2 separate regions of the Mus musculus genome follow, and region 2 is linked to region 1. The links are chromatin loops, found by intact Hi-C in ENCODE. Cell type or tissue: left cerebral cortex. All regions are shown on one strand. Links, peaks and the distances in the headings refer to the core of each region. The heading gives the core; the rest is flanking DNA. Region 1 overlaps Sh3rf3 (SH3 domain containing ring finger 3). Region 2 holds the start of Sh3rf3 (SH3 domain containing ring finger 3).

Region 1 (15,854 bases), core at 3,279-11,278:
AAAATAAGGAAACCTTTCTTTATGAAATAACCCAGCCTCTGGCTTTTGTGGGGATATCAATAGAGAACAGTGGAGAGACCAGGCAAACAAGACCAAGAACCAGGACACTAAATTGTCTGTCCTGTAGACCTGGGAGTGTGGTGGCAGTAGCTCCCTGAGCTCCCCCTGCCACTGTCACCTCCCCTTCCCCCAGTGGACTTGCCCTCTGCAGATACTGGCATGACCAGCGTTCCATGTTCTGAGTGATTCTTCCTAAAAGCAGGAGCACATAGAACCATGTGAGAAAGAGAAGAGGGTCCCTCAGCAGGACTAAAACATCCCAGAATTCAGAGCACAGGCTCTCCAGCTTCACCCCACCCTAACAGCTGTGGTAAGGAGCCCTCCCTAGGGGGTTACCCGAACTGGGAGTGGCCAAACACAAGAGCTATGGGCCAGGTTCTCACCTGTGAAAATTAGATGGAGTTTTGTTTTCTTTTACAAGGATCCCAGTGAAAAGACTCACAATGCTTCCTGAGATACAGTGGTTGTCTCCTGGGTCTGCTTGGTTTCCTTAAGCTCATAGCTTGTGCTTAGACACTGCTCTCTGGCCAGATTCTCTTAAGGGTGTAAGGAAAAGCTTTCTCTCATCTGTTTAAGCGTGTGTTTCCTATCTGGAGAGAGGACCCATTGTAAAAACTATTCCAGAGTCCCAGTACATACTGGGAGCATAACTGTCAAGGAGTGGCTCCAGCTCAGACCACCCACTCCCTGATAGTTACTACTATCACTATACTATCACTACATAGTAGTAGTAGTAGAAGTTACCACTACTATGAGAAACCAGAGGAATCTAGGGTGTGTTAATTGATAATACACTTTGATACTGACCAAGGACTTTATTCACATCTGTATTCAGGCATCATAATTTCATTTCAAAGACTTATAAAGATGAAAGCTTGCAAATTTAAAAGTGGCTATTTGTACACACTTGTAAATAAACATACTATCTAATTTGTGTATACAATTTTGCATCCTTAGTGGGAAACTGTCTATAGCAGTAGACTTTTCACTCTAAATATGTGGAAGGTGACTTGATAATACAAAATCAATCAGACTACTTCCTGTGGGCTCACATGGCGCGAGAGCGCATATACATACACACACACCACCAGCACTGTTTAGCCATCTCATGTTATACTGCTAATGGGACAAGCAAATGCCAAAGAATGGAAGCTTCCCAATCTATTTCTGAGCAATGGGCTCCAGGGCTGTCCTTGGTAGTGAAGGGAATCCACTGTGAACTCTTCACTCGCTCCTCACATTGGAATAGGGCCCTGCTGTCATTACCCTTGGGGTGAAACGTTTGTTTTCTTTGGGAAAGCAATGAGAGTGGTGACAGCCAGAAGGGACAGATGAATGGAACTATGAGAACATCCTCAAATGTAGGTCACTCTGTCCCTACGTTCTGCCACAGACACCCAGGCTTAAGAGAGCCCCTCAGCAAACCACTGAATGGGTCCTATTAGCAAATAAGAGACTGTGGCTTCTCTGTTCCTGTGGATTTCCCCAGGCCCAGTGGGTGATTTCAGCTATCCTTCTATCCCCAACCACCCTAGAATGACTGAGCTTGTCTAGCCGTGAAAGTGTCTCTTGGTAACTCAATTGCATGATGACAACCTCATTATCCCTTTTCTTCTCCAGCCCCCTAGGAGAACTAGGACTTACTAAAAGGATTAGGTGTTAATCTCTTTGAAACAATTTAAGGTTTTTATTCATAAAACAATCCTACAACTGCTCATCAGATGTTCCAGGTGCTATCAGATGATCTGTGGCTACAGACTCAGCCAAAGACGAGACATATCGTGTCAGAATAAATCAACATCACAGGACAGGCACAGAGGCAGGACATGTACATGCATGCGAGAACATTTATGTGCACACACACACGGGTGCACACACGCATGCATGCACAGATGCACTTGTGCATACCACCTGGAGAGAAGAAAGGGGAGAGGAATAGGCCCTCCTCCATTTCCAAAGCCCTGGGTTTCCTGGACCCTCAGATCAATCACTTCATCTGAAGGTGAGTGTGGGAAGCCACATGTGCCTGCAGTGTGGCGCTGGCCACCACGCATACATAGGCAGTAAAGTTTTTTTTTTTTTCTTTCCTTCTGCACACGTTTATTGGGAGAGCTGGATTGCAGAGGTGAAGAGACCCCAAGCCCAGAACTGGTGCTGCTTATATAGGCCTAGGAGAGGCGTGCCTCACACCCGGATTGGTTATGCATGGGTTATGCTTACCACCTCATTTGCATGTCTCACATCTGATTGGTTAACATGTCTCTCATCTGATTGGTTAACTTGTCTCTCATCTGATTGGTTAACTTGTCTCTCATTTGATTGGTTAATTCTCAAAACCTCATCTTGGCAAAAAAAACTTTACTGCCTATGTATGCGTGGTGGCCAGCGCCACCCTGCAACGGCACATGTGGCTTCCCACAGGTGAGGCTCTTCCTTGAATAAGAGCCAAAATCAGACTGTCTCCATATGGGGTGACACCCATCATTCCAAAGTCCTGTATCCCTAGCCTTACGGTTAGTATCTAGCTTAGCTTTAGTATTAAAGTGTTCATCCCCAACATCTGGATTTTGAAGTTTGTAAAGAGAAAGGATAGCACAAAGGGTCGTCTTCCTCCTCCTGTGCAGTCTCCTCTTTTCACAGTCAATCATTTTAAACACTGATGGGCTGTCAACTACATCTGGCCCCACCCATATTAACTCTTAGTCCTGACGCCTAGTGGATGTCTATGTTGGTCCTTCCACAAGAAAATCAGAGCCTTCCTAGATGTTTCTTTGCAAGGGAAAAGGAAACCATATTGCTTTCCAGAGCCTTCCAAGGCTGCTCACACTGCACAGAGGGCTACTTGTCCTTTGTGGCTGGTGATCATGGGCAGGGCTGCTCAAAAGCAGAGCTTGAGGCAAATCCCTGATACAGACATGATGGACATCTTTTTACCAAGAAGAAAGACTAAACTGTTGAAATGTGCTCTAGAGAACAGCATTTCAGGAGGAAACACAAAAAGTCACTTTCCATGGTATTAGTCAGGGTTCTTCAGAAAGATAGAACCAACAGAATGAGCATATATTCAAATAGGGACTTATTAGATTGCCTTACATGATACCAGCTGGGTAGTCCAAAAATGGCTGTCTCTACACTGTCTCCAAGATGCTGAGAACCCAGTATCTGCTCAATGTAAGAGACTGGGTGCTGCAGCAGTTCCAAACTGTTGCTGAAAGCCTGCCTGGAAGGTTTCTGGACAGCAATGGCCTTCATGTCACAGTGGAAAGCTGGAAAGTCTGGGTTCCAATGTCAGTGAAAGATGGTGTTGGAGGCCACAGCAGGAACAGAGCACATGAATAAGTCGGCGGGATGTAAAGGTTAGCACACAAAAAAACGAAGCTTTTCCAACAGATCTCCTACATCTGGGCCACCAGAGGAAGGTAATTCCCACACGTACGACTCTACTTTCAAATAACCTAATCAAGAAAAGCCCTAAGGCTTGTCTCACACCTGTTAACAATATTCGCCACCACTCATTTACCCGCATCTCTTCCCAGGTAACCCTACAGCTGCTAACCGTGTTTTCATTGGAGTAAAGGCTCTTTAAGGTCAGTGGAGCTGGGTGTGCGTGCGCTTAAGTTTCAGGGTCTGGATATGATGGGCATCCCTAGTCATCAGCATCTGCATACCAGTACACATCATATCTTCCCAAGCCAGTAAGTAAATGAGAAAAGCTGTTTGAAGACTAATGAGGTCTATGTGTCACCAATGAACCACAATCATTCTTGTCACCCCTTCCCTGTGACTTAGGTTCCCACAGAGGTAGAGTCAGATTGCTAGAGCCAACCATGCTTTGAAAGTAATATAGAGTTTTTTTTTTTTTTCAGAAATAAACAAGATTACTTTATTCAAGTAATGTGCTTATTCCAGTTACTCCTGGCCTCAATGCACAAGAGCAGTGTTGTTGGCCATTCTGCATTGTGAAGATAAGCAACACTGTTCTTCCTTTCAAGGATTGAGCTAATTAGACTATACTATCTATATAGCATTCTGCATCTCTCTTTCTCTGCCTAGTGCTTGTGGATTGAGATGTAAATGCTCCGCTACAGTTCCAGCACCACGCCTATCTGCCTGATGTCATGCTCCCTGCCGTGATGAGAATGGATTCTAACCTTCTAAAATTGTAAACCCCAAATAAATGCTTTCATCTCTAAGTTGCCTTGTTCGTGGTTGCTACATCCACTCCAGTAGTGACTTGAGTGACAGGCCTAGAAACCTGGATGCAGTCCGGAGGCGAAAAGTTCACAGAAACTTACTCTCCTGGAACAGTGGCATCCTGTAAAACGAATGCTCCAATGTCCTTGCTTTAGTCGGTGAACGGATCTGTGTGCTTTCCCTCAATATTGTTTTATTATAAGTGCCTCTAAGGATTGATTTTGACATATAGCTAAGTTAGATTAGCCTCCATCAGTATTCCAATGACCTAGGAAGAAGGAAGGTTATGGTCTAAGAAGGAACTAGAGTAAATACTTAGAACTATAGATAGCTGAGTCACTCCCATATACAGGAATTTACAATGCCTAGGGAGAAGGTGGACTATACAATAGACTAGAATTGGAACTATGGCAAGGGCGTGAAGCCCTTACCCCTGGCTTCTAAGAATAAGCTGACCTTAGGTAGGGCTGCTTTTGATCCCAGTTGTTAACATTGATTTTTATCTCAGTTGGTTTCTGTTAGCTTTTTGTATGCCTTCCTCTGTTTTGTGTAAAAGTCACTTAAAAGACTGGTGCTCGCTTTGAGACAAATTACATTCAGATACACACTTCCTTGTGTCCGTGTCTGTTTGTCACTCTCCTCGCTGACTCCCTGCCCACCTGTAACCAGAACCCTGATTTCTCCCATGGATTGAGGGGGGCTGACTGAGGCCAGTCCGTAGCACATGGTGTCTTATCACAGCAACAGAAAAATAACTAAGACACTATCCATAAATGAGGCTCCACAGGAAAAGGTGTGATGGGCTTCGGGGGCTCTTACATTCCTAGAAGCTACTGGAGGTACCCTGGGAAGAAGTAGATACAAGTGGGTCCTGGGCAAGGGCAGTCTCTCTGTCAGAGACAATGATCTACCAGCAGTCTAAGGACAGTCCACAGTCTCTGAGACATACTACCCAGAAGAAATCTGAACTGGGAAGATTCAAGTATCCTAAGCTTCCCTTCCTCTTGGGTCTTTAGGAACCCCAGCTTTGAGTGGTTGTCCCAGAGCAGACCTGTAGGTGAATGAAGACCAGTTGCAAAGTGCCCATATGGATTCTCCCCTAGCATGCATGCTGCATGCTCAGTCCAACATATCGTACTGTAGTCAGCAGTATCCCTGTATCACTCAAAAGGACTGGCCGCTGTGACAAGCCACATGATTGACACTGGCCTGGCAGGAGTGTGCTGTCTTGTTGACCCAGAAAAGGCTCTGCCCACATTCAAGAACTAACAGACAGCTCAGGTCTCACAGGCTGCCAGAGGCTCTCACAAAAGCCCTGGTGTCGCTAGGCTTATGTGATCCTCTCATGCTTCAGCTACTTCAAAACACGGGGACAAAGCCCTTGCCAACTGCCATACTGCCTAGCTGCATTAGGGCATTCACTTCATTCCCTGTGCATATCTACAGCTTGCTCTTGACCCTAAGGACATCTGTGCCAAGACTGGTAAGATGGATTTATTCTTTCATGGGGACAGGCTGATGGAGTCTGTTACCGGTCACCAGTCTGGGAGTTTGTTTGTTCCTGATGCCTGCTTGCCAGCGGTTGGGAAACTCTGCCAGAGGAGCCAAAGACAGCAGGCTGACAAGGTGAGAATAAGGTGCACATGCACAGCCCTGCAGATATGTGTGCACATGCACAGCCATGCAGATATGTGTGTACATGCACAGCCCTGCAGATATGTGTGCACATGCACAGCCATGCAGATATGTGTGCACATGCACAGTCATGCAGATATGTGTGCATATGCACAACCATGCAGATATGTGTGCACATGCATAGCCCTGCAGATATGGGTGCACATGCACAGCCCTGCAGATATGTGTGCACATGCACAGCCATGCAGATATGTGTGCACATGCACAGCCATGCAGATATGCATGCTTCCAGTGGTGGCTCTGGCCAGTGTAACCAGAGGACTACTGCAGCAGTGATGTACACTGAGCCAAGAGCCAGCTCTGGAGTTGGAGACGCAGTATACTCTGTCTATGCTCAAAGCAGCAAGCGGGAAACATATTTCTAATAAAACTATCATTTAAAGTAGCTCTGTACCTCCTTGACAGAAAAGGCACATTCCCAATGTTAGCTTCTATACAACGAGTTGTTTGCTGTTTCTGAAGACTGAGGCAGAAAGCTGGAGCAGTGTAATTCAGGAAACTTCCATGCTAGGTAAAGAAAGAGAATGTCCTATGGGTTGGTGACATGTTGTGGACAGTCCTGGGGCTAATTGTATTTGATATTAATTCTATTCTCCTGTGAGGGACTGTGAACTAGGAATGAGTCAGCACTCAGGTGATTTCTTGTAAACCTTCCCACTTTAATTTATAAATAAAGGCTAGAGCTGTTGATTGGGTGGAGAAAGAGGGAAAGGTGGAGCTGAAGGTTTGGGGAGAGAAAGAAAGAGGGGGGGAGGAGGAGGAAGAAGAAGAAGAAGAAGAGGAGGGGAAGGAAGGAAGGAAGGAAGGAAGGAAGGAAGGAAGGAAGGAAGGAAGGAAGGAAGGAAGGAAGGAAGGAGCAGAAGCACATGGCCTGGAGAAGCTGCAAGTTCTAAGGGGTCTCATAGATGGGGAATATGGTAGTGTGGTGGTAGTTCTGCCCAATCTAGTTGCACAGCATGTATTTATATTAGCTGAGCTGTGTTTTCATTGCCCGAGCTTATTTGGGTTGGAGATTTACTGCAACAGTGGCAGGTCATCTTTTCTGGCCTGAGTGGCCAAAGGGAGCATAGGTCAGTCTGCCACTCCCAGCCCCCTCTCATCACACTGTGGGGAAGCTTATAGTTTCCTGTCTGGCTAGCTCTCAGACACAGAAACTATGCACAGGCTCCTCCAACCCTTGTTCCCTTCAATGCCACAGAACTTAAAACCAGAACAGTTGACTTTTTTTCCCCTAATCATATAAAGTATGAATGACCGGAGGCTGCCTGTTAAACAAGCTTCTCATGGTCAGCCAAGCACGAGGAACTTCCAGCCATGACGGATACTTTAAGAGATGGAGAGGTGAATTGAAGGGGTGCTGGAGGTTTGGGGACTTCTGTGGACTCCGAGTACAACACTGAGACATCCCCAGCAAGACTCCACTGCAGTGACTGTTCTTATACAACAAAGGCGTCCACAGGGGGGCAACATGATTCTTCTGGCAAAAGAGGCCACTGTGTCTCCCGTCTCTGTACAGACACCTTTAGGAGAAACACTAGGAACTATGGTTTGATGGCACTAGAACTGATAGAACGCTGGGCACTGGAACCTGGGAGTCCTTGAGCCACACCCCCTTGTTGAGAGAGAGGTACCAGCCCTCTCACTGAGTAAACATTAACATCAAAGAAGATGTATAAAGGAAGACTTTGAAAACAAAAGATAACCAGTGAGCACTGCAGACTTGAGAAGAGCAATGGAAGCCCTGGAGTAAGCCCTCAGCAAATGCCCCTGAAGCTGGCAGTCCTGAGCACTCTCGAAGCAGCCCATAGTGCTGCCTCCTACACCTGCCACTAGCCTGCCCTGGGAGTTGTTTGTGCTAAGCCTCCTGTATTTTAGTCTTTGGTCCTAACTCTCCTGTTTCCCGAAGGGAACACCTGCTATCCTATTATAGAAAATAAAATAAAATACTACAATTTTCTTTGCTTGTACATATACCTGCACCACAATCCTGGTTCCACATAGAGCATCAAAACAGTTAACATATCTTTTCAACGTACATACCAAGAACACCAGTGTCTATGTCGTTATAAATCTAGTAAACAATTTTGTGTCATGGTGTGCCTCTAAGTCTTTGAAAATATATTGAAGCTTTATAAAGATTCCAATTATATATTGTCCATAAATCTACCTACAATATATATGCAAATGGTAAAAAATTGTCTGTCACATATTTGGGCCTACTATGAATTAATCTAGCTAGTTAGAAACCTTTTATATTATTTATCAGTCTTTTAAATGTGCATGGCAAATGGACAGAAAGTATTGCCTTTAGATTATGATCTTATAAAACTAGAAGATAGTATGTTATAGACTCCCAAAAGTCAAGCATTTTAATGACCTACATAATTGCCAAAACAATTAAGGAAGAATTCGACTTTTAAAAAATATTTTTTAAATTGATATACCAGAAAATTATACATATACTAGAGCATTGTGCAGTGTTTCAATGCATAAATACACTGCACCATGTTAAAACTGACTTAAACATTTACCTTCTGAAACATCAAAATCTTTCCTCATACCTTTCTGAGATGTACAGTATATGACTGTTCTCTGTAGTCAACCTTCTGTGCAAAAACACACCAAGAACCCTCGCTCCTATCTAACTGTAGATAGGAAGACACAGCAATCACATTCAAAAATATTATTTAGCAATGGGCGGCTGCTTGTGTACTTGTGGAACATGCAGATGTGAGGGACTGATGCCTGTGTCTACATTTAGGGTAAAGAAAGAACCGCACAGAGCACAAGCTCCAAGAGGGCCAAATGCCCACTACAAGCTGGAGTGCAAAATGAAGACATGAAGTTGTTTCTGTTATTCTTGCTCTGGTGCAGAAGTCAACTGGACGTGTGTGTGTGTGTGTGTGTGTGTGTGTGTGTGTGTGTGTGTGTTTCTGTATATGTGTCTATATGTGCTTGTATGTGTGTTTCTCTGTGCATGTTCCTGTATGTGTCTCTGTGTGTCTATGTCTCTGTATTTCTGTGTGTATCTATGTGTGCCTATATGTGTGTTTCTCTGTGTGTGTCTGTGTTTCTGTGGGTGTCTGTGTGTATGTTTCTACATGTGCCCACATGAGCCACAAGGAAGGACAGCTTATCAGCCGTATTTTTCTATAAAGTCTCATATTGAAGCAGGCCATCAGGTCCACTGGATGATTCGCTTTGTCATATTTCTTCATCCAGGAGGATGAAAGTCAGCTAAAGGCCCAGAGCAGATGGGACCTCACTAAAAATCACCACAAGCCAGCCTCTTCCTGCCTTCTCAGAAACAGAGTTTTTTTTAATGCAGGGAGTTGTTCCAATGGTTTCTAAAAGATGTTCAGACATCTAGGTTCACTGTATTTATCATTTTCAAAATTACAGGCCTTACAGCAAGTAGAAAAAAGCAACACCCAAGGTCATTTGGAGAGAATGACTTTGCCAGCTTTGTCCCTTTTGGGAATAAGATACTGGGTCAGTGGATAGGATATTTGTCCAGCCATGGAATGTTCAGCACTACACAGCCCTTCACCCCAATCATTAAAATGAAAGCAAATCACAATATTGCTGCTTAAGGGCAAAACTGACAGGGTTAAGTTCCCAGCATCCCAGACTCTGTGTTCCTCTTTGAAGGGTCCCTACTAGAGCCTTGTGGAGCCTGCTACAGCCCTGGTATGACAGACCCTAATGAGAAACCTTCACATGGGTTAACCACTTAGTGATCCCAAAGAGTCACCAACACTTGTTCAAGAACGGGACGTGCCACCAGCAGAGGAAGCAAGGGCTGCACTTGTGCACACAATGTGTGCTCACTCATCCAAGCCTCCACTGTGACCCGAGCCAGCATTGCACCACAGTTCCACAGGCTGCAGTTTATCCAAAAGAAATGGGTTCGTCAGGACCATAGGGACCAATATCAGTCAATATCCTGAAGTGTTTCTCTGGATGCTGCTGAAGCCTTGTCTGTGGACACCCACCGACCTGCAGAGTAGCATCACAGAGTGTCCACTTGAGCCTCAGGGAGCATGACAGGGCAGATGAGGCCCAGGGACAGGTGCCAATGCTGCTGTCATAGGAGAGGGCCCCTTGAGGTCCAGACAGCCTGTGGGAACACAGGCATACAAGCCAGAGGGGGCTGCAGAGACAAGAGTCAACCGTCCCAGCAGCAAGCACTTTGGGGTGACCCTTGAAAAAGTGGGTTAATGGACCACCCAACTCATCCTTCTTACCACTCTGGGCATTTTTTCAGGACCAGAACTAAAACAGTTGTATTTAAGGCTTCTTTATAGCAATTAACCTCTCTGTCTCACCAGCTCTCAAAAAAACTTAGACCCTACAATTTACCAGAGCTGATAAAGTCAGAATGTCCTGCTATGTGAAGTCAGCCCAATCTACATGGCTCTAGATCCTGGGGTCAGACACTATCCCTCCCTCCACTTTCCCCCCTCCCGCCGGAATCAACCAAGGAGAAAATATGCCCCACCTCCCCTGCCTTTTTCTCTGTCCTCTGGGTCTGGAATAAAGGATTAATGACCTCAAAGTCTCAGGTGGACTGAAATCCCCAGGCAGCGAGCAGTCTTGATTGATAGCATCTGTGGGCTGTGAGGATCAGGGACTTTCTCATAAGGAATATCCCATCAATATCCCACAGCCACTAGCATCTACCACTTTGAGATTGCAAGGGAACTGACCCGCAGATGGCATCCTCCAATCAAAAGTTCCCCTTTCTGCCCCATAAAATCCTAAGCCTCCTGTGCCACGTGGTGGTCACACTATTCACTGTAGAGGAGACCGATGTCTGTCCTTCAGTTGATCTAATTAAAGAACAATTCTGCTTGAGAAGAAGAAGAAGAAGAAGAAGAAGAAGAAGAAGAAGAAGAAGAAGAAGAAGAAGAAGAAGAAGAAGAAGAAGAAGAAGAAGCAGCCTTAGAACAATAAGACAAGTGATGGAGAGTCTGCGGATGTAAATGGAAAAGGAAGAAGTCAAAGTATCCTTACTGCAGAGGATATGGATCTATAGACCCTAAAGATGCCATTAGAAAACTCTCACAGCTAATACATATCCATATCAATGTGGCAGGACACAAGCATAACACACAAAAATGAGCAGCCGTCCTACACACAAAGGACATACAGAGAAAGAAACAAGGCAATAATACTGTTTGCAATAAAAATACATTGGAATTAACCTAACTAAAGAAGCCAAAAGCTTGTATAATGAAAACCTTAAGGCACCGAAAGGTACCAGAGAATAGAAAGCCTCCCATTGTTATGGCTTAGTAGGATTAAGATCATAAAAATGGCCATCCTATCAAAAATAGCCTACAGGTCCAATACAATACCCCTCGACATTAAAATTAATTTTTCCCAGAAGAGAGAGAGAGAGAGTCCTAAAGTCATATGGAAACACAAAAGACCCAGGATAGCCAAAACAATTCCAATTCTGGAGGAGGTATCATCTCTCTCCAGGCTGGTAGCCAGAGAGGTCCCACAGATTCCCAAGTGCTACAGTCTGTTGCCGATGCTCTGACGCACCCGCCAGAACGTGACAGTAAGATCCTACTGCTGAAGATGCCATGCATTTGAGCCGTAGAACATGGGAAGGTCAAGCTGGCACTGACACGGAGCCTGTGTCCTCAATATCCCCATAACCATGGAAGATGCTGCAAGTGCATGCTATCAGAGGAGAAAAGCCATCGCCAAGTGTACCCATCATCAAGCCCTGTCAGCTAAAATAACGACTGGCCTGATGAAACAAGATCACTGGCGCAACCGTAGACACATACTTCATGGGAATAATACAAGTTAAGGTCTATTCCAGAAGTAGAAATCATAGCTCACACTCATATCAGGGCCAAGACCCCGTGGCTAGACAGGTCGTAGGCTCAGGCAGAACCTAATACTAGTATTCTGTATCTTAGAGTTTCTCTTACTGCGATGAACACCATGACAAAGCAAACAGGGGAGGAAAAGATTTATTTCAACTTCCAGCTTCCACCATCCAGGGAAGTCATCCAGGGTAGGAACTCAATCAGGAACCTGGAAGCAGGAACTGATGCAGAAGCTATGGAGGAGTGCTGCTCACCCGCTTGCCTTCTATGCCTCCCTCAGCCTGCTTTCTTGTATCATGCAGGAACCGCCCGCCAAAGGGTGGCACCACCCCCAGTGGGCTGAACCCTCCCTTACCAATCACTAATTAAGCCCTTGGCTACAAGCCAAATTTAAGGAAGGCATCATTTCAGTATAGCTCCATCTTCTCAGCTAACTCAACCTTGGGTCAACTTAACAAAAAATAAAATAAAATAAGATAAAATAAAATAAAATACCTAGCCAGGACACTGTGCTAAATGGACTAAGTATTAAACTGACTTCTAACAGCTTATCATTATGCCCATAGATGGGTCTGTTTATCACAGCGTACCAGAGGATCTTCTCTTTGCAGGGGACGGTAATTAACATGGAGTTGCACAGGCAGTCAAAGTGCAGAGAACAAAAGGCTGTTGAATACCCAGCCCTAACGGGGCATCTACAGCATAGCCCCTCTCCCAGGACGTGGGGAGTATTTCAGAAGAGGAAGTCAGGAAGAGTATAAAGCCAGAGGTGGTGACAGAGGTGGCCCCACACACAAATGAGAGTGTACAAGACCTGTAGGAGATGAAGGGAGTCAAAACCCCAGCATGAAGATGGGAGGTAGACACAAACTCCCACCCCTATTGGAGGAACAACTAGCAATTGGCAGCTGCTGGACTAGGAAGACTCAGTTTCCCTTAAAACTGTAGTTTCTGGTAGATCAACCATGCCACAGTGAATGACCACATATCCAAGACTTTATAAGCAGCACACACTGGATCCTGATGGTTTTAAAAAAAAAAGGTGAGGGGAGGCACAAAGTTTGATGGTTCAAGCCAGCAGAACCTGCCTCCTGGAGCTGCCCCTACACAGCCAACTCAGGGCATCTTTCTGTGCACATTTCTTGCTTGCCACAAAAAAATAGTCAAAAGATATGTTCACAAGCTGTAAGGCTAAATGTCAGAATCTCCATCAGAACCAATGAATTTTATCTTTCTGAGTTCCCTGAGGGCAGAGTAATTAGCTAGGTTCCAGTCCTGGAAGGCTGTGCTCAGGGACCCCTCAGTCCCACGAACATTGGGATAGCCATCACTCATAAATATAAAACTTGAAAGGTGTAAAAGACACTTGCAGACACAGGAATGTCTCAGGAAACCAAACAGAAGGAGATAATTCCAACTGTAAACATTACATTTTGAAAGTTGAAGAGTTTTCCCGCAGGTATGCTCTGAAAACATGAATCCTCCCTCTGCCAGACTCTGAAACTGTTTACACTAAGCCCTGTATTCGTCAGCAGTGCGTTATTATGAGAATATGCCTGAGGCAATTAGTTAATAAAGCGAAAGGCTCATTTTGGCTCACATTCTGGACGTTCGAGTCCTAGGCTGGATAAGCAGCATCTCGAAGTGCGTGGGGGAGGAAAGTCAGAAACCAGAGAGCACACCCATCCAAAAGGCAGAGTCTCACAAATCCATGGGCCACCCGCCCCCCACCCCAACTAGGCTCAGCCTCCTGAGAGTCCGTTTCCCACTACCACCGCGCTGGCTTCCAAACCATTAATGCACAGACCTCGGGACCCACAGATCCAGACCTGAGTGGAAGCTACAGCTACTCCATTATGTTAATGGTCACAAGTCTACCTGGCTGTATTATGGTATTGTTTCTATTTAATGACACAAAATTGAAAATTTAGTCTAGAACCTCAATACGTTTTTAAAGATGTTAGAACCTTTTATATGAAAAAAAAAGTAGTAAATATCTGTTATTCTTTTAATATATCAAATTGGCTATGAAAAGATACCCTTATGGAAATAGATGTTATGAAGAGTACAATGTATATTCATAAATATACACAATTAACATAAATATTAAACAAGTGGGTTTTTTTCTTGGAGGGAGGGAGGGTAATTGGAGAAAAGCTGATTCTAAGAACTAGCCAAGCAGTGAATTCTTAGTTCTAGGAAAGACCCTCCTCAAGATAGCAAGGCAGAGGATGAGAAGAGACATTTGACCTCCCAGAGTACCCCACACATCAGTGGGCATGGGCACACACATGTGCTCACTCACATACACACACACATGTATTCACGCATACACAGTAGACATGGGCACACACATGTGCTCACTCACATACACACACACATGTATTCACGCATACACAGTAGACATGGGCACACACATGTGCTCACTCACATACACACACACATGTATTCACGCACACACAGTAGACATGGGCACACACATGTATGTGCACACACACATGGTAAGCATGGGCATATATATGTGCTCACATATACACACCACATGTGCATACATGCACACACACAATAGGCATTGGCACACACATGAACACACACACAGGCATATGTGTGTGCACACATACACAGTGTACATTTTTTAAAGAGTTTCACTTCTGGATTTAACCTTTTAAAAAAAAAATCCTAAACAGCAATGGGTATAATTTTTCCCCAGGGCCTCAATTTTCCTGAAAATTTTATTTCTCTACTAAGGTATCTTTGTCCTAGTAGCTGATTAATATGTAACAGTAGATGCAGAAATTAAACTTGGCACATTTTAGTATGTTGCCTCCGATTTCTTCTTTGGAATTAGATTTGCTTTCTTCATTTGCATCTAACTATCAATTTGTCCCAGGAAACATTCCATTATTACATTCTGTTAAAGTGTGCGTGTGTATATACATATACACATATCCATACACACACACACACACACACATGTATATATATTTGTCACATTTAAGGAAAGAAAGTAAAGCTATAACCTCTCTAAATCAGGTCCACCATTATCTAGTTTAATTTGTTCACAATAGGAACAGACACTTAAGCCTGGTACCTAGTCTCAATATATCAAAACATTTAAAAATAATGACCATTTCATGAAGAACTAAAGCCACGTGCAATACAGTTCACGTGGTGATGCTCAGGAGTGAATGCACAGCTGCCGGGAGACTATCACTGAGATACCCATGCCCGAGCCTCCCACCTCTGTCCCACCCACCCAATGCTAAGCCAGATGCTTCCCTGGGGCTTCCAGTGTTCCAGAAAGACCATGACTCTACTCAGGCACCTTTCCTAGAACGCTAATTACTGAACCACAGCCAAACCTTTGGGGACATTGCGGGGAGTAAAGAAAGCCACTAAGGACAGAAAAAGTCCAAGAACCCAAAGCTTAGAGGACTGTAATAACTATTATTTTTGCCATGAAAAACATCAATGCCTGTCACACTAAAATAACTTTTCAGCCATATTCCCTTGAGTTAAAATGTCGAGTAAGTTAAACTTAAGAACTTCCATTCACACAAAACCAGTACATGTGTCTATGAACATCAAGAATGTCTGCCAATATAAAACTTCAAAAACCAAAACAGGAGTGGCCCCAGGGCAGGCTCATGGCAATAACACCCACAGCACCTGTGCCTCTGATCCTGGCACTTGCTAAGACTCATTCTACACCAGTCTTGGCATCAGTGGGTCACATGACTTGTTTAGGCCAATGAAAGCACAGCACGCTGCTCACAGTGGCTTGAAAGGGGATTTCACAGTGGAGTAGAGCCATTGGTGTGTCCCACAAAAGCCCTGGGATAGCCAGGAGAAACTCATTCGTGGAAGAGAGTCCCCAGCTTCCTCTCCTGCCCAGTAACTCCCCCAGTGCATATGGTGAGCTAAATTAAGGAATTTTCTCTTAAGCTTGCCAGTTTGGGGAAGATTTGCAAAAATGCAAACTGGTTGAAGGGGGGTTGGGGGGAGCAATCAGTGACCTGGGAAGGAACCAGCAGCCAACCTGTCAAACATGTGTGT
Region 2 (15,854 bases), core at 4,425-12,424, 93 kb after region 1:
GGGGCCCATAATGCATTGTGCTAAGAGAACTCCAAAGTCACTCATCGCTGCCAACACCTTCAGCCTGACAACCTCTTTTTAAAGGTTAATTAAAATTCCAATAGAATGCCCATGGCGTATGCATTTCTCATTCTGCAAATTGGAAGATCTCCCATGCACAGCAAACCTGATAAAAACTGACCTTGGCCTCTTCAAGAGAACCTGTGAAGAACGCTTTCTTCTAGCTAAGTGTTCGCTGATATTTTATTTCAAAAATGTACCTGGCGTGTGACTGTGCTGGCTGTAAGAGATAGGACTAAATAGAGATCGAACGGAAATACTCATCAGAAACAACCACATAACTGAGAACCAATTCAGCCATGCTCACAGGGGGAAATGATGGAAGGGATGCTCACAGGGGGAAATGGCTGGAGGGACTCTGCTCAGCCCCACCACAGGAGGGGCTCAGTCCCAGGCAACTGCAGAGCTTTCCCACTCCCTCAGATCAAGGATGTAGGCTTGCTTTCAGGAGAGGCTGCCAGCCAGCTGAAGCCACAACTCAGCAAGATGGTCCTCCCCTGCGATGATCCTCCCCTGTGATGGTCCTCCCCTGCAGTCTCACTTAAAGCCACAGGTAGTCTTGCTTTTTTTGGTTGTCACTGGGCTCTTACTCTTCACTTTAATGATGCTTATAAAGATCAGGGCCACTGTCTGTGATAAGACATAAAACCTGGATGGGGCAGTGGAAAACATGAAGAACACTCCAGTAACCATTGGGCTTCTATGTTCACTGATGCTCCATGACCCAATCTCCATAACACAGGATGTCTTTGAACCTAAAGGCAAAGTGTGACACCAGTGACACCACACACACACACACATACATGTACACATGGATACACACTCATATACACACATATACAAACAGAGAGAGAGAGACCTACCTGTCCATATGCACAAATAGTTCGCCACATACACCCTTAACTTAGTATCCCAAATGTACTCACTAGCAGGGTCCATTGGATCCCTCCAGGGTCCCTAGGAGGGAAACCTCATTAGTGATGTGGGTAACTTACTTGCTCCAGACAGGTCATAAGAAAATAGGGAAGGTAGAATTAAAACTATTGTGCTAGAGCTCCTGACCTCTGTGCCACCCTTGGGCATCACAGAGTCCCCTTTCCTCTGTCTCCTTCAGTAAGGACTCCCACAGGGCCTAGGGGAGGTCCTGGGCTTCAGGTCTGGAGAAGATGATGAGAGGAAAGTCCCCAGCTACACTGCAGCATCAGTCCCAAGATGCAAGGGGAAGTATATGAAGGTGACCAAACCACACTTTGTCCACTTAGAGAGCCTTTCCATTCTCTGTACCTAGCTGCGGTCATGCCGAGGTGCTGCCTGCAGCAACTGCCTTTCTCAAAAGCTAGTTTGGGGCTGGAGGTAAAAGCGACACAGTGGCAAAGCAGGGTGGACATGTGTGACTGCTTAGGCCCGGCTGGTCTGCCTGACCCCTGCAACCCCTGTTGAGCTGCCAAACCACTGCACAGAGCTACCTGTCACCTATGCTCAAACCGCAACAGAAGAAGGAACGTCCCCGCCACTGTAATGCTCTACGACTCTTCCCACATCTGTAAAATAGCAGCCTTAAGCTTGAAGAGCATCTGTGACCTTGATTTGGGGTGAACCAAATAATGAGGTCAGTGCTACTTCTGTTGGAACCGTGTCCATCAGTTAGCCAGTTTGTCGTGGAATAAGAAGATTCCTCTCACCTCAAAGCCAGTTACACACTCAACCCAAAGTGCGTCTCGCCGGTATTCAATTAACCAGCTACCTCACAGAGCTTTGGTAAAGAACAGAAAGCCCACACATGGCAGCACATAGCAGTCTAATAACACCAGAACCCTGGAAGCTGAGGCAGAAGGATTAAGAGTTCAAGGCTTGTATAGACCATACAGTGAAACTATGTCTCAAAACATTTAAACAAAAATGGATAAAAATATCCTGTAAGGCATGGTGTACAATAGATTCGAAGTGAATGGTAATTTAGATTATCCACTAAAAACCACCAGAAAAAAAAAAAAAAAAACCAAGCAGCAAACATTGCTGTCTCTGAAGTACTGTTGAAGTACTATTCTCACCCTCATGGCATCCTGAGCAGACAGGCAGAGCTCTCAGGTCACCAGCTGTCTGCTACCCTTTGGGTTATCTGGCTTCTCTCAGAATCCAAGTACACTCAGGAGGTGAGAGACACCAAGAAGTTGAGTTCAAAATGATGCTTAGATACATAAGCAATTCAAGGCCAATCTGTGCTTCAGGAGGCCCTGTTTTAAGCAAGACCAACAACAACAACAAAGCCAAAAAGGTACACAATGCAGGCCCATGGTGAAACTCAGTGGCTCGGTACCTGGCTGGCATGGATGAGGCCCACACATATGTAGCCATGGATGAAACCTAACCATCCATTCCAGCTCAGCACAGAGGAAGGGGAGGGGCAGGTGGGAAGACATGATATAAACAAACTAATTAGCAACTGAGCCTACTGTTATGTCATCAAAGGAACTGTCAAACTTTCCACAGCCCTTTAGCCTGAGAAAATATCTTTACTCTCAAACCTCGTGGAGTGCTGCAGGAATGCCAGCCAGTGCCCATAGCGGCCTCCTGAGAGCCAAGAACAGCTCTCTTTCCCACTTCCTTGGGCCAGGTCCATAACAAGAGACCAAGATGACCTACTGGCACAACATAACTAGTCAATAGGTTCTCTCTACGCCAAATAAAGACAAAGAACATTCAAAAATAAAAATGCTCATTAACGTAGGAATCATCACATACTTAAGTCTTTATTAAATCCTTCACATTAAAAACCTAATCTCCAAGTGACTCAGTTTGAAGTCATGATAGCCTTTCAGCAGAATCCTTGTCTATCTGTTTGTTGATTAGTTTGCTGTAGATGGAATCTCTGGGATACTAGACATATACTGTGTCACCAAGCTACATCCCCACCAAGGTAACTCTTAGACTGCCCTAATAAAACCCAATTGATAACAGTTCGGGTTTTATATATAACATTAAAGTTCTCTCTCAAAACTTTCAAAACAATAAAGTTGAGAAAATCAGCACACATTAATTATATACTATATAAATAATAAAGATATAAATGATATAATAAATAGAATGACATAATTAATTCTGTTATGATCAGCACAAGTAATTTCAACAGTTTTACAGTTATCATCAAAGCCAGACTTACACATCACTGTAAGAAACCGCACAGAGACAGTATTTACCAGCAAATGAAGCGATTGATGATCCCAAACTATGTAATGATCCCACTCCTAACCTGGTACAAATTTCTAGGAGCAGCATCAGTAACTGATCTTTTTTTTAAAGCCTCGTCTCAAATCATTCATGTGAGAACAGAGTTAAGAGGCCCTGCTTATCAGGTAGGGGACTCTAAGTGTGCTGATGACAGCCAAGCCCTACCCTGCTCAGAAGGATGCATTCCATTTGTGACCTGCAAAATGAAACCAAACAGAAAACCTCAGTACATTTTACACCTAATGCAGTACATTTTACATCTAATTCAGCTGTAACTGAGTTAAGAATATAAAAGTTTATGTATCTCCTATAGCCCAAAAGATCTGAGAAGCTTCCAATTAAGAAAGGAAAAATGTGATGTATTCATGGTTACTTTTGAGTCAGATCTGGTGTTTGTTAAAATGATGGAATGGGGATCCGATTATTAAACAGCAGATCAATAAACAGCATATTAAACAGCACGCAGCAATATCTAGAGTGCAGCCTCACTGGGAACCATCAGTACAGGGACAATCAGTTCAGGGACAGTGGAGTACCAAGAGCCCATTTGGAAGCGATTTTAGCTCGTCTCTGTCTTCTCAGCTTACAGGTGGCTCACACCTGCATAGCACACATTTTCAGTCTCTGCCTCCTGTCACATCCATCACTGTCCCTTAGACTGCTCATCGAGACCTAATACCCCACAGTGGTAGTGTAATGGAAGCACACAAGGCCGGAAAGCTGACCAAGAGAGAACCCAATGGCTACTGGAAACCAGGGAACAAAAGCTGCAGATATTAAAACCTCTGCCTCGGCTACTTTGCTTTCTAAACACAATCAAATACCACTAGACTTAATTCTGGCTGTTCCCCAGAACCTGAACTTAGTCCTTTTGAGACAACTATGAGGGAAAGCCTGCACTCTAGTTGACACAACAAAAAGAAAACATGTTCTCAATTTCCCAGAAGTGGGGATATCCTAAACCATGGAGTACGTGGCCACACAGAATCAACTGGGGTCTCAAAATTGTCAAGTCCAAACATGAATTCCGTATACTCAAGCACTCACGCTAAAGCTATAAGCTCCCACCTTGTGGGCAGACAAATTCTAAGGAATGCTCTGAACAGAATTAGTCCAGGAGCTAATTCTGAGGCTGTGCCTTTCTCCCCATCAGAGGCTTCCGTAAGCTCCAAGCCAACTACAACTCCTCAAGGTGCGCTGGACCCTCATCTGTCAGCAGCTGTCAAAAGGCCCAAGCATCTCACCAGAATCATAGCTCCAAAAGTCATTTAATTACCGAAGCAGGAGGAAGCAACAAACAGATCTTGCAAATACAAGTCTTTAATTCTGATGTTAGATTAAAAGCAACATGGGCAAGAAAGAAAAGTTTCACAATATGTACACATTAATAAGTGGATATTAGCCCAAAACCTAGGATACCCAAGATATAAGATACAATTTCCTAAACACATGAAACTCAAGAAAAATGAAGACTGAAGTGTGGACACTATGCCCCTCCTTAGAAGTGGGAACAAAACACCCTTGGAAGGAGTTACAGAGACAAAGTTTGGAGCTGAGATGAAAGGATGGACCATGTAGAGACTGCCATATCCAGGGATCCACCCCATAATCAGCATCCAAACGCTGACACCATTGCATACACTAGCAAGATTTTATCGAAAGTTCCCAGATGTAGCTGTCTCTTGTGAGACTATGCTGGGGCCTAGCAAACACAGAAGTGGATGCTCACAGTCAGCTAATGGATGGATCACAGGGCTCCCAATGGAGGAGCTAGAGAAAGTACCCAAGGAGCTAAAGGGATCTGCAACCCTATAGGTGGAACAACATTATGAACTAACCAGTACCCCGGAGCTCTTGACTCTAGCTGCATATGTATCAAAAGATGGCCTAGTCGGCCATCACTGGAAAGAGAGGCCCATTGGACACGCAAACTTTATATGCCCCAGTACAGGGGAACGCCAGGGCCAAAAAGGGGGAGTGGGTGGGTAGGGGAGTGGGGGTGGGTGGGTATGGGGGACTTTTGGTATAGCATTGGAAATGTAAATGAGCTAAATACCTAATTAAAAATGGAAAAGGAAAAAAAAAGAAAAGTTTCTGAACTTCCAATGAAGCAAATGGCTAGATTTAATCACAATTAAAAGCCAAATTTCAATTTTGATCCTTCAGTGACCATCCTAAGAAGGCATGCATACTCCTTGCATGTCTTTGCCGACCCTCTCTTCCTGATCCATAGAAAACTCAAATTCAGCCATCCACAAAACGTCCTCCAGCAAAAACAGAAGTCGTGAAGTCTATATAATGCGGCCGTGCTAAATCTAATAACGAAAATTAAAAACAACTGTCCACCTGGGAAAGCAACCCTGCTTAAGAGCCCACAAGCAAAGCTTGACTAGAGAGTGCCAAGCCTAAGAGTAAGACAGAGTAAGTGTTCCTGAAGATTTTAGGCGAAGTCCTTCTTTCTGGGGCAGCTGTAGTTACTCTCCGGGCAATGTCTGCCACTTTGCCCTCTCCCCTGTCCTCCACGGCTAAGCAGCAAGAGACTGCTAACTCCCGGTCAGCGATCAGAACCAGTGAACCATTAAGCAATAAGTCCCCAATTGGTGGTCTGAGAGGGAAGAGCAGGACTGAGGAGGTGTGGCAAAAGATGGTTGTTTCTGGAGAATTGGAGGGGTGATCAAAGTTAAAGATAGATGAGTGGATGGATGTATGGATCAACAGACAGACATACAGGACCGGCCAGCCTAGTCAAAATGGAAGTGGTAGAGAACGGCAGGACAGATGGCATGTCCACCTAATGAGAGGATGGGTTCTGCCTCACATATGAACAGGTTTGGGGGAGAAGATGTAAGGACTGAGCTTGGAAAGCGACTTAAGGTGCCCACAAGAAGTTTGAAGTAAGGATGTGGGGCAGAGGAATGTATGTGATGGGATGTAGTCAAGAACTGGTAAAGTAGGAACTGACAGCTAGGCAGAGTCCCTGGGAAACAGAGAAGTTGTTAAAGAAGAATAAAACAAACGAGTGGGCCACGGGGATCCACGGCTAGTCCCTCTACTTCTAATCACAAACTACTTGCACATACACGTGCGGACAAGCTTACACATTCCCACACAGTGGCGCCATGTCACTGGGATACATTCTTACCTTAGCCACTGGCACACTCCTATTAGTCGCCACGTCGCACAAACTGGAGGTAGAGCTGCCTGCGGCCGCTGAGAGAAAGACCGGAGAACACGGGGGACTGCCTGTCGCCCCTCCAGCGCCACCAGCGAGCGCTGAGAACGTACCGGGGCCCGGGCGCGCGGGAGGGCTGCTCCCCGGGCTGGCACCCGTGCGGGGCCTCTGGCGGATGCCATCCAGCAGGCGCACTAGCAGTATGTTGGCGGGCAGCTCGTCCACACCGCAGCCCACCAGGATGCGGCACTCGGGACAACGTAGTTCGTGGCGCGAGCACACGATGCTCTCCAGACAGCGTCGGCAGAAGGTGTGCTGGCATGGCAACACCTTGGCCGTAGTGTCCAGGCGCTCCAGGCACACAGAGCATTCCAGCAAATCCAGCAGCGATGATTCGTCCATATCCTCTTCAGTCCTCGCCTGGGCCCCCCTCTGCTGCTCACCCTGCCTGTCCTCGCCCTCGCCCCGAGCTGCGGTGGCCGCCGCCTTGGACGCGCACAGCCAGGACGCCCCAAGCAGCATGGGGGAGGCGCCAGCGCGGGCCCAGCGAGCCGCCTAAGTCTAGCAGCCAGAGCCCGGCCCGCCGAGGAGAGCGGGCATTTGCGCCTAGCCCGGGCAGTCGCCGTCAATAAACAGGGTTCGGTCCCCGCGCGGCGCGTGCTGACAGCCCGAGGCACTAGCCTCCACGATTTGCAAAGTGACACGCCGAGCCTGCCCGCGAGGCAGGCACCGGAGTTCCGGAGCCCCGAGGCAACTCCAGCCAGCCGAGCCCAATCAGCCTACGCGCGCGCACCGCCGCTGCGGGCAACACCTGTGCTGCCGCGCCGCCCGCGCCCGGGAGCCCAGCAGCGGGGAGTGCAGGGAGAGGCCGGCCAGGTCCCCAGGGAGACCGGGGCGCGGCGTGCACGCTCCCCCGCGCCGCAGGCGAGCCGCACCGCCCCCCTCGGCGCCTCCATGCGCCCTCGGGCTGCCAGAGCACCGCCGCCTTGCTCAACTAGCTCAGCCGGATCTCGTCCCTGGGTCGCGGGACCATGTGCGGGGGACGCGCAGAGGTCACAGTCACTGCGGGGGTGTTGGGAAACGGACACCTCTCCTGCCTTGGAGCTTCTCCCTTTAGGCCACCTCCGGGGCTCCGGAGAACTTCCCCTGCGCAGGCTTGGCCCTGTCCCCTCTGGACGCCAGACTCTGGATTCTCCGCGAGCTTCAGGAAGGGACGTTTCTTCTCAACGCCTCCGCGAAGGAAAGTTTGGGAGCATCATCCCGACTGCTTTCTTAGCCAGCGCTGGAGAGCAGCCGGAGGACGCATCAGACACCCAGGCATCCTTCTGGACGACTCCAGGGAGCACTCTTGCTTGTGTCCCCTCTCCTGCCAGCATGCCCAAGTGACAGCTGTGGGTATAGGTGCGGGGGTGTCCCTTGAGGCGAGAAGGGAAGTCGCTGGAGATGGCCGGGTCGGGGGCTGCCGGGGCCGCGACTACTCCTTCGGGAAGCCGGCTGCCCTCTCCAGAATCACTGATGTGTGACTGACGCCGCCGCCCACGCGCCAGCACACCCTGGCCGAGCGCCGCGCCCCTGGCGGCGCGGTGAAAGACTCCAGCGCCCGCTCTGGTGAGCTCTGATGAACCCAGCTCCAAATATTCCTCGGGAGGCTCAAAAGAGGGGGAATGTGCGCTCCTTCCCGATGCCCGGGGTTCTGGGAGCGTCAGAGCGACGGAAGTACGTACGAGGACCTGGAGCAGCAGGGAAGTTTGGCGGTGGGCTGCGGTCGGTGTACAAGATTTCTTACCGTGTGCTGCCCCCTGGTGGGCCCCTCGTGTTCCCAACGCTCTCGAGCCCCGCACAGGCAAAGGTCCAGAAAGCTGGATGATGCACAGCTGGGAGATGCCAGGGCAAGCATCCAAAGTGGTGTGGATGCCCCTCCTGCCGGTTGGGCTGCCCTGTTGTTTGTGAAGCTGAATGTCACTTTTCTTCGTTTTTAGGGAGAAAAAAATTTTGCTGATACTTAAATGCCAACATAATATCTGCATTGTTTTAATGCTCTTAAACAACCCTGTGAAATAATTGCTTTAACTTCATTACACGGGTAAGGAAATTGATTCTCATTATTATGAAGCCATTTTATTAAATGTGGTTTTTGTGACCACAGAACCCAAATGCAAAAAGACCACATGGTAGCAGAGCGGTTGCCTATAAGCCACGTGTCCCTTACAGTGTAGTAGTATCTTCCACACGGCGTGTTTAGTAAATATCCATTGAATGATCGAAAGAGTGACTTGATCTCATCCAGTGATGATTTGAATGCAGTATTTAGCACCCCAATTCCAGATATCCTGAGTTCCTATCAGACTGCTAGTCTCTGGAAATTCCCAGGAGCATAGAGTTGTCCCAGCCGATCTCTGTATCATTTACACAAGTATTGGCAAGGGTATAAGATAGAATTGTCTGTCTATGTCTATTATTGCCTATGTCTGTCTATTGTCTGTTATGAAGGGGGTAGGGAGGTGAGTGACTTTTGCTCAGGAACACCCAAGGGGAATTGTGAGAGGGTCCAGAATGCCTGATTTATGAGTGGTGATCAGGACCCGGGAAAGGGTGTGTGTGCAAAGAACAAAGAACAAAGTTGCTGTCCATGATGATATAGCCTGAGTGCTTTTGGATGCAAGAGAGAAATAAAGCTTAGGAGAATTTTAAAAGGTGCAAAATAAAAGTAATCTTAGGGGACTACAGGCTAAGGGCTGGGGCAGACTAGTGCAGGCAGATTCTCCTAAGCCATGTTCTTCCCCTGTATATGTGGTGGCTTCCTCCTTCCCTCCACCGTGCGCTGGGCACCAGTCACCGCATGATAGAAAATATGACTGCCGCTTGTACTGGATCCAGCAGTATAGCATGAAATTAGCATCACCCACTGACAAGATGGGCATCTGATACTTTCATGGTCTTACTAGAAGTTTGAAAGTCCTGTAACCTAGCCTGAGCTAGCAGCAGCTGTCCTCTGAGGTGGTGTCTATAGAAAGAAGCAAAACCGTATGAAATCTGGCAGCACCCTTGGAAGTGGCACAGAAAAGGAAGTATGGTTCCCAGAACAAGCATCTAGGAAAGCAAAAAGATGTCCTGAGAGCCCAGGACATGTCTGTCCTCTGAGTCCCTCATTATGTACAACCACAGTGAAGATGGATAAATGAAAAGCTACTGGACCCATAGTGCCTGGGTTTCCTGTGATCCCGGTCAGCCCCAGCACCCACCACAGCCCACTCCCACAGTTGTCAGCCCCAGTTGCCAAAGTCGAGTGAAGGCTGGGCGGGGCATGCAAATCAGGTCAGCAGCTAGATTCCACCCTGTGATGTGCTACCTGCACCTTCCAAGGGAAGACGACTCCTTGACAGTGGCAATCTCTCATTCACTGTTCTGAAGAAACGATGTCAAGTATTGCGACATCTTCCTGTCTTTTAAGAGAATTAGAGGCCTAACTTTCTGTAAGTATGTTGAACAGTCGACAAATAATTCTGTTTTCAAATTCAACCAAAAATAAATATGTGACTAAATTAGCCCAAAGAGCTCCAGTTCGCAAGTTCTGGTTGAAGTATTCCAGTATAGTCTGAAAGAAAAAAAAAACTCAAGGGTGTGGCCTAAATAGTTGAAGCATTACGAATACAGTTTTAGGTTTCTTGGCTAAAGTTTCACATGTTCAATAAGCCAAGTATGTAAGTCAGTGATGGACGAGCTGGCTTTGCAGCCATTCATATAAAAATAGCTGGGAATTCAGTCAACCACCAGAATACTGTGAGCCAACATGTGTCGTCCATCTAGCATTGGCAGTAGAGGAAAGTCATGAAGTCTTCAGATGCCTGAATGTAAGGTTACAGGCTGTGATACAGGAGGAAAGAGTCCCATCAGACCTCGGACTTGTCAGATCTCATTTGCAAGATTGTTTCCAATTCTGGGAACCAGAAAGTGGTAAGGAAGCTGGAGGCCTGAGCCACGGAGTTACAAGGGACAGAAAGAAGAAGAAGGAGAAGAAGGTGAAGAAGAAGAGGAGGAAGGAGGAAGAGGAGGAAGAGGAGGAGGAGGAGGAGGAGGAGGAGGAGGAGGAGGAGAAGGAGAAGGAGAAGAAGAAGAAGAAGAAGAAGAAGAAGAAGAAGAAGAAGAAGAAGAAGAAGAAGAAGAAGAAGAAGAATCTTAAAGGCAGTGGAGTGGGGCAGCTGTGCAGCTTGTGGCTACCAAGACGCTAACACCTTGGTTCTTACATTCTCCACTTGGTGCTAGACAGGAATTTGTTTTTCCAGTGAAAGAGGGGAGATGTGACTTAGGCTCAGCCAATCTAACGGTGTTTCTCCAACCAGCCATGCTCTGACAGGTGGCAGGAGGGGTTTAGATGCAGCCTCCAGAGCCACCGACATCACAAGGCAGGAGACCGGCAGCGCCTGCTTGATTGCAGAAGCATTCAACTGGCATCTCCAGGCCGTCCGTGACTGTGGTGATGAGCTCAGCTGTAGCCTCCATTGCTCTGCCGGCTTTATTGATCATAGAGCTGTCTCCACTTTTTAAAAACAATTCCTTTCTCTGAAATCATCCCAAGCTGCCATTTGGCATTTGTGACTGAGAATTCTAGTTGATACCTGTTTGATTATCAGCCAGAGACCAATGAAAGCACCCAACTGAGACAGTGGTCACTGTGTTGAAGTGCAACAGTAGGCATTTGGCCTTTCTGCTGAAAAGACACCCAAGTGATCTACTTGATGAATGAATGAATTAACAGCATTTCTTCGATAAATGTGCCCCCCCTCACTTAACCAGATGCTTTCAAGAGAGCAGAGCTGACCATACAGACGAGCTGTGTAGATCATGAGTAGAATTTGCCTCACGGATACAGGAAGCCCAGGGCAGGTGTAGCTTCTACAGAAGGGATAATTAGACATTTCATCTCCTTAGAGGTCTGAGGCCTTCGAAATCCCTGGGGTTGGATAACATATTGGAAGGAAATGTTTGCTTCATCTTGTTAATTGTAAGTATGGTAGTTAATTTAGATGGATTGAGAATTAGAGTGGTGATAACAGATTAGTTCTCTACGTGTCTGAGGGTAATTCCACAGGAAACACGTGAAAGGTGGTAGCCAGAGTAGTCTATACCTCCATGCGCGCCACACGGACCAATCGCCTTTGGTCCCCTATTTAGAAGGGAAAATAGGATGCCCCATCCCTTCTCTCCTAAAAATTTCCTCATCCAGCCCTTGATCATCAAAACTCTAGGTTCTTTGCCCGTCATACTCCAGCATACCATGCAACCAGTACTGGCCTTGAACCCACAATCCTCCTGCTTATGTGTGCCACCATGCCTGGCTTCGTAGATCTATTGGTTACATACTGTGTTCTCTCTATGTCCCTGTTACATGCCTACTGAAAGTCCTCAGCGTTCCTCCCAAGCTAACTGCTTGATCTCCACCCCTCCTCTTAGGATGTGCTTCTGGCCCACCAGCAGAGTGTAAAATGGAGAGCAAATGGTGTGCACTCAATCTGTATTACCTCCTTCCCCTGATCTGGCAAACTGCTCATGTTCTTAGCATCCTGGCTGTGTCCTTCCTTTCCAGCTGACACAGGGGATTTGTCCCCCTTTCCTCTACCTGAGTTGTTTCAGTCTTTGATTCTGGTTTGTAAACTTTTCCACTTTTATACACAGAGTGCTGTGCACACAGTAGGCACTCAATAGATACTTGCTGAATGCATACAGTAATACCCACAATTTATCACTTCCAGGTCAGTTATCAGATGCAAGAGGATTACAGTTGACCCAAAAAAAAAAAAAAAAAAAAATCCAGAGGGACCAGCTTAAGGGGCCATCAAGTGAGTTTTATTTCAGAACCAGGTCTGAGATTTCAGAAGGGTGAGGAGGTGCAGACGTCTGGCAGTTAGGGGTATGAGTCACACACAGCTCTGGAGGGCGGTCAGGATGGGGTGTGAATCTGGAAGTTATTTCACTGAAGGTGATAGATGGAACTTGAGCGGGGAGAGAAGCCAGGGTTTTTTCTCAGAAAATAGCAATGGAGCCTTTCCATTTGATAAGCTAAAGATGGGAGGGAAAGGGCTAGCTGGCAGTGGGGGTCTTATCAGTCACACTTGCCTAGAACACCCCATCTTTGGGTTACAAAATGGCTTACAGATGTGTCTCAGTGTTAACACAGATATTATTTTGGCCACGGAGGCAATTTCTCAAGTTTGCAAAATAGAAGTTGTAAGGTCGAGTTAATTGAAATGTACAAGGGGTGCGTTAATACAAAGGCTGGAGGCTTCATTTTTCAAGTTGTTCAGATTTGTTATTCACCATTGAAATGTGGGCGTGTGTGTGTGTGTGTGTGTGTGTGTGTGTGTGCTTGCGCAAGTGTGAACGTGCGTGTGTAAATTGAATCCAGAATGCTGTACATTATTAGCAAGCCCTCTATTACTGAGCTATATTCCCAGGCCACTGAATACTTAAGTTGAGAGTGCTATCCAAAGTGGAGTGCTGCCTGGCTGGGGCACTCCCCTCTTTACTGTGTAGGTCAGGCTACAGGGAAAGGGAGAGCAGGAGTTTTTTATGTGAGGAAGAAGAGGCAGAACATACCTGCTACTAAGGGTGGGAGGGAGGCAGAGGAGGCCCAGAAGGCCTTTCTTTGTGGCTTTACAAAAGCCACTGCCTCCATTATCTCTTAGTGTGCAGAATCCTTTCCACAGCCTCCTTAGCCCTTCCCTAAGATTCTGTTTATTTAACCGACCTGCCCTAGATCAGACTATTCAGAACACTCAGCAGTCACCCACCCAAAGAAAAGTGCAGATTGGTCCAATGTCCCACTGTTGTCATGAGATCTGCAAAGCAGGTAGCTGAGGCTGACCACCTTTCCTTCCTTGCCTCCCCTGACCAATGGCTGAGTGTGCCATGGTGACCTCAAACTGTGCCACCATGTAAAGCCCCTGAGTTGAAGGTAGCCTGAGAGGAGAGTAAGGCCTCTGGGTTGAAGGTGGCCTGAGGGGAGAGACTCCCTCCTAGAGTAAGGCTGAGTCAAGCCAGCCAAACATGCACTGGACATCCAAGCCATCTTTCACAGATGGGCAGTAGCAAGGTGGATTGCCACACTGCATAGATCCCATGAGTACCCTGGGTGAATGGTCACAACCTCCACTTCTCCCTCTGCTGGGCTTTGGGACCGGCCCCTGCAATTGGAAAGTCTTATTGCCAAGATTCATCCGATCAGATGGGGGAATAGAAACATGGAAAAATTAAGGAAGTTTTTTGACATGAATTTGAGCAATGAATTTGAGTTATATTTTTAAGCCAGGATATCTTAACAAACAATTAGCATTTATTCCACTGTGAAGAGCACACATTTTACTGTTATTTTACTGTTGATGCTTGCTACCAACCACAGTCTCCATAGCACGGTGGGAAAAAAATATCCCAAAGTCTTTCTGAGTGTTAAAAACGATCCTGAAATTGCTTGCATTCTCTTTTGCAATCTCTAAGAGATTTATAATAAATTCTCTCCTTTATTCTGGAGATATAACCATTTTCATTTAAGTTTGGCTCAGGATGTTAAAAACACTTAAACTTGCATGCACAGTACAGCTATTGTGGTGGAGCACTGCGCCGATAAGACATTTAACACAGTAAAGAAAATCCCTGATTTAAATTATAGTCATAAGCAGAATGCATGAAGACAGTATTAAAGAGCTCCCAGAGTAATCACCGCATAATTGACATTAAATGATATTTAATATATGAATATGTGCCTTGGCAGAAGCAGACCTCTAACCATTCAAGGGTGATTGTCAATCATTAAAAATACTGGTATGATACCTGGCAAAGAAACTGGGAAATATTTTATGAGAGATATGGGAAGCTAATGCAGACTAATCAATCTCATGAGGAAGAGAAACTGAATCTTTTCATGGATGAGATATTTGCATCTTCCCGAAGCGAGATTAGAATTCTGATTGTGCTGAGAGTGTTTTTATTCTGAGCTGTAGTTAAATACATAGATCTTTCTTACCATATAAGGTATTCCCAGGTTTTGTGTTGCTTTGTTTTGTTTTTAACATGTGCTTCAGTGGACATCCTAGGGGAACTTCAGGATAAGAAAAGCCGTCTCAGAGTTTCCTCAGAGTTGTCATTAAGAGAAGGGTCTCACTCTCAGCTGGTTGACACACAGAAAGTGTGAGACTATGGAGTGTTGGGAGCCCTAAGTGGGAATACACACACACACACACAAAGGCTCAGGTGTCTTTTTGTTAGAAGTAGGAGTGGTAGATAGCTTCAAGCAAACATGGTTTACAGAACAGGGCAGGTGTACATACGAACTCACAGCAGTTGTGACAGTGTGCACAAGACGTGTGCAAGCTCGCGGCGGACAAAATCCCAGTGTGTGTCTAGAAGGGGATGGACACAAATTCCCACCATTGGCTGAGCAGCTATTGGTGTTCGATAGCTTCTGAGAGGCACTTCCGTTTGCAGCTGATGGTGGTTCACACAGGAGCCCACGACAGGCCAAAGGACTGTGGTGTGCCCAGCCATAAAGAGAATGAGTATATAGCAGCCTTCCTTCCAGGGCTCAGGGATCATTGCAGAAAGGCCGTAAGAGGCAGAGGCAGTAAATGAACACAGGGAAACAGTATCCTCTAGACACAACAGGGAGGCTACACACCAACTCACAGCAGCTGTAAAAACTTGCACAAGCACAATACAAGCTCAATCCAGACGAAATTTCAGAATGGAGAAGGAAGGTAGACATGAAGTGTGTGGATCAAGCACAGTCCAGTGGAAGGCCACACTTCTGTGAATGTATGAGCGGCAGGAAATGGACTTGATGGGTGTCGGGTGGGGGGGGGGGGGGAAGAAGACACAAACTTACAAACTTGTTGCAGTAAATCTCCAACCCAAATATGCCCCGGCAATGAAAACACAACTCAATTAATATGAATACATGCTATGCTCCTAGACTGGGCAGATCTACTGCCACACTAACATCTTCCACATCAATGAGGCCCCTTAGAATTTTCGGTTTCTCCAGGCTATTTGCTTCTGCTCTGCTTTTCTTCTTCCTCCTTCTCTTCATCCTCTTCTTCTTCTATTTTCTTTCCTCTTCTCTCTCCTCAACCTTCCGCTCCACCTTCCCTTTATCTGCCCAATCATCAGCTCTCCTTTATTTTACAAATTAAGGTAGGAAGAAGGTTTACAGGAAATCACCTGAGTGCTGACTCATTCCTTGTTCACAACCCCTCACAGGAGAACAGAATGAACATCAAATATAATTAGCCCCGGGGCTATCCACAACACAAACCTGTGAGGGTAGGAAAGAGGCGGGGACCTTGACGGAGTTGCGGTGGGGATGAATATGATCATTGTTCAAGATCAAAACACACTGGTTCGA

Evidence for each region. Peaks named below come from ENCODE experiments on the same cell type or tissue, not always from the same donor. Only the 100,000 strongest peaks of a DNase experiment are listed, where the experiment ranks them.
Region 2: it touches region 1 in a loop (2.6-fold over the local background); 2 of 42 quality-filtered maps call a loop at or near these places.

What each region holds. Positions count from the first base shown.
Region 1 is chr10:58,897,011-58,912,864 of GRCm38, reverse strand. The region is part of intron 1 of Sh3rf3 (SH3 domain containing ring finger 3); the gene reads right to left. Among named protein-coding and RNA genes, the nearest start is that of Sh3rf3, 92 kb to the right of the region's middle. In left cerebral cortex, for the core only: a CTCF peak has its summit at 7,417 (motif pointing right); DNase peaks (open chromatin) are centred at 7,427 and 9,174.
Region 2 is chr10:58,804,703-58,820,556 of GRCm38, reverse strand. It overlaps Sh3rf3 (SH3 domain containing ring finger 3), which reads right to left and starts at 7,198. Exons shown (of 10, transcript NM_172788.3): 1 at 6,431-7,198. The coding sequence starts at 6,982. In left cerebral cortex, for the core only: CTCF peaks have their summits at 8,056 and 8,255 (motif pointing left); DNase peaks (open chromatin) are centred at 7,791, 8,206, 9,289, 12,410 and 3 more places; H3K4me3 peaks cover 4,163 bases; H3K27ac peaks cover 1,875 bases.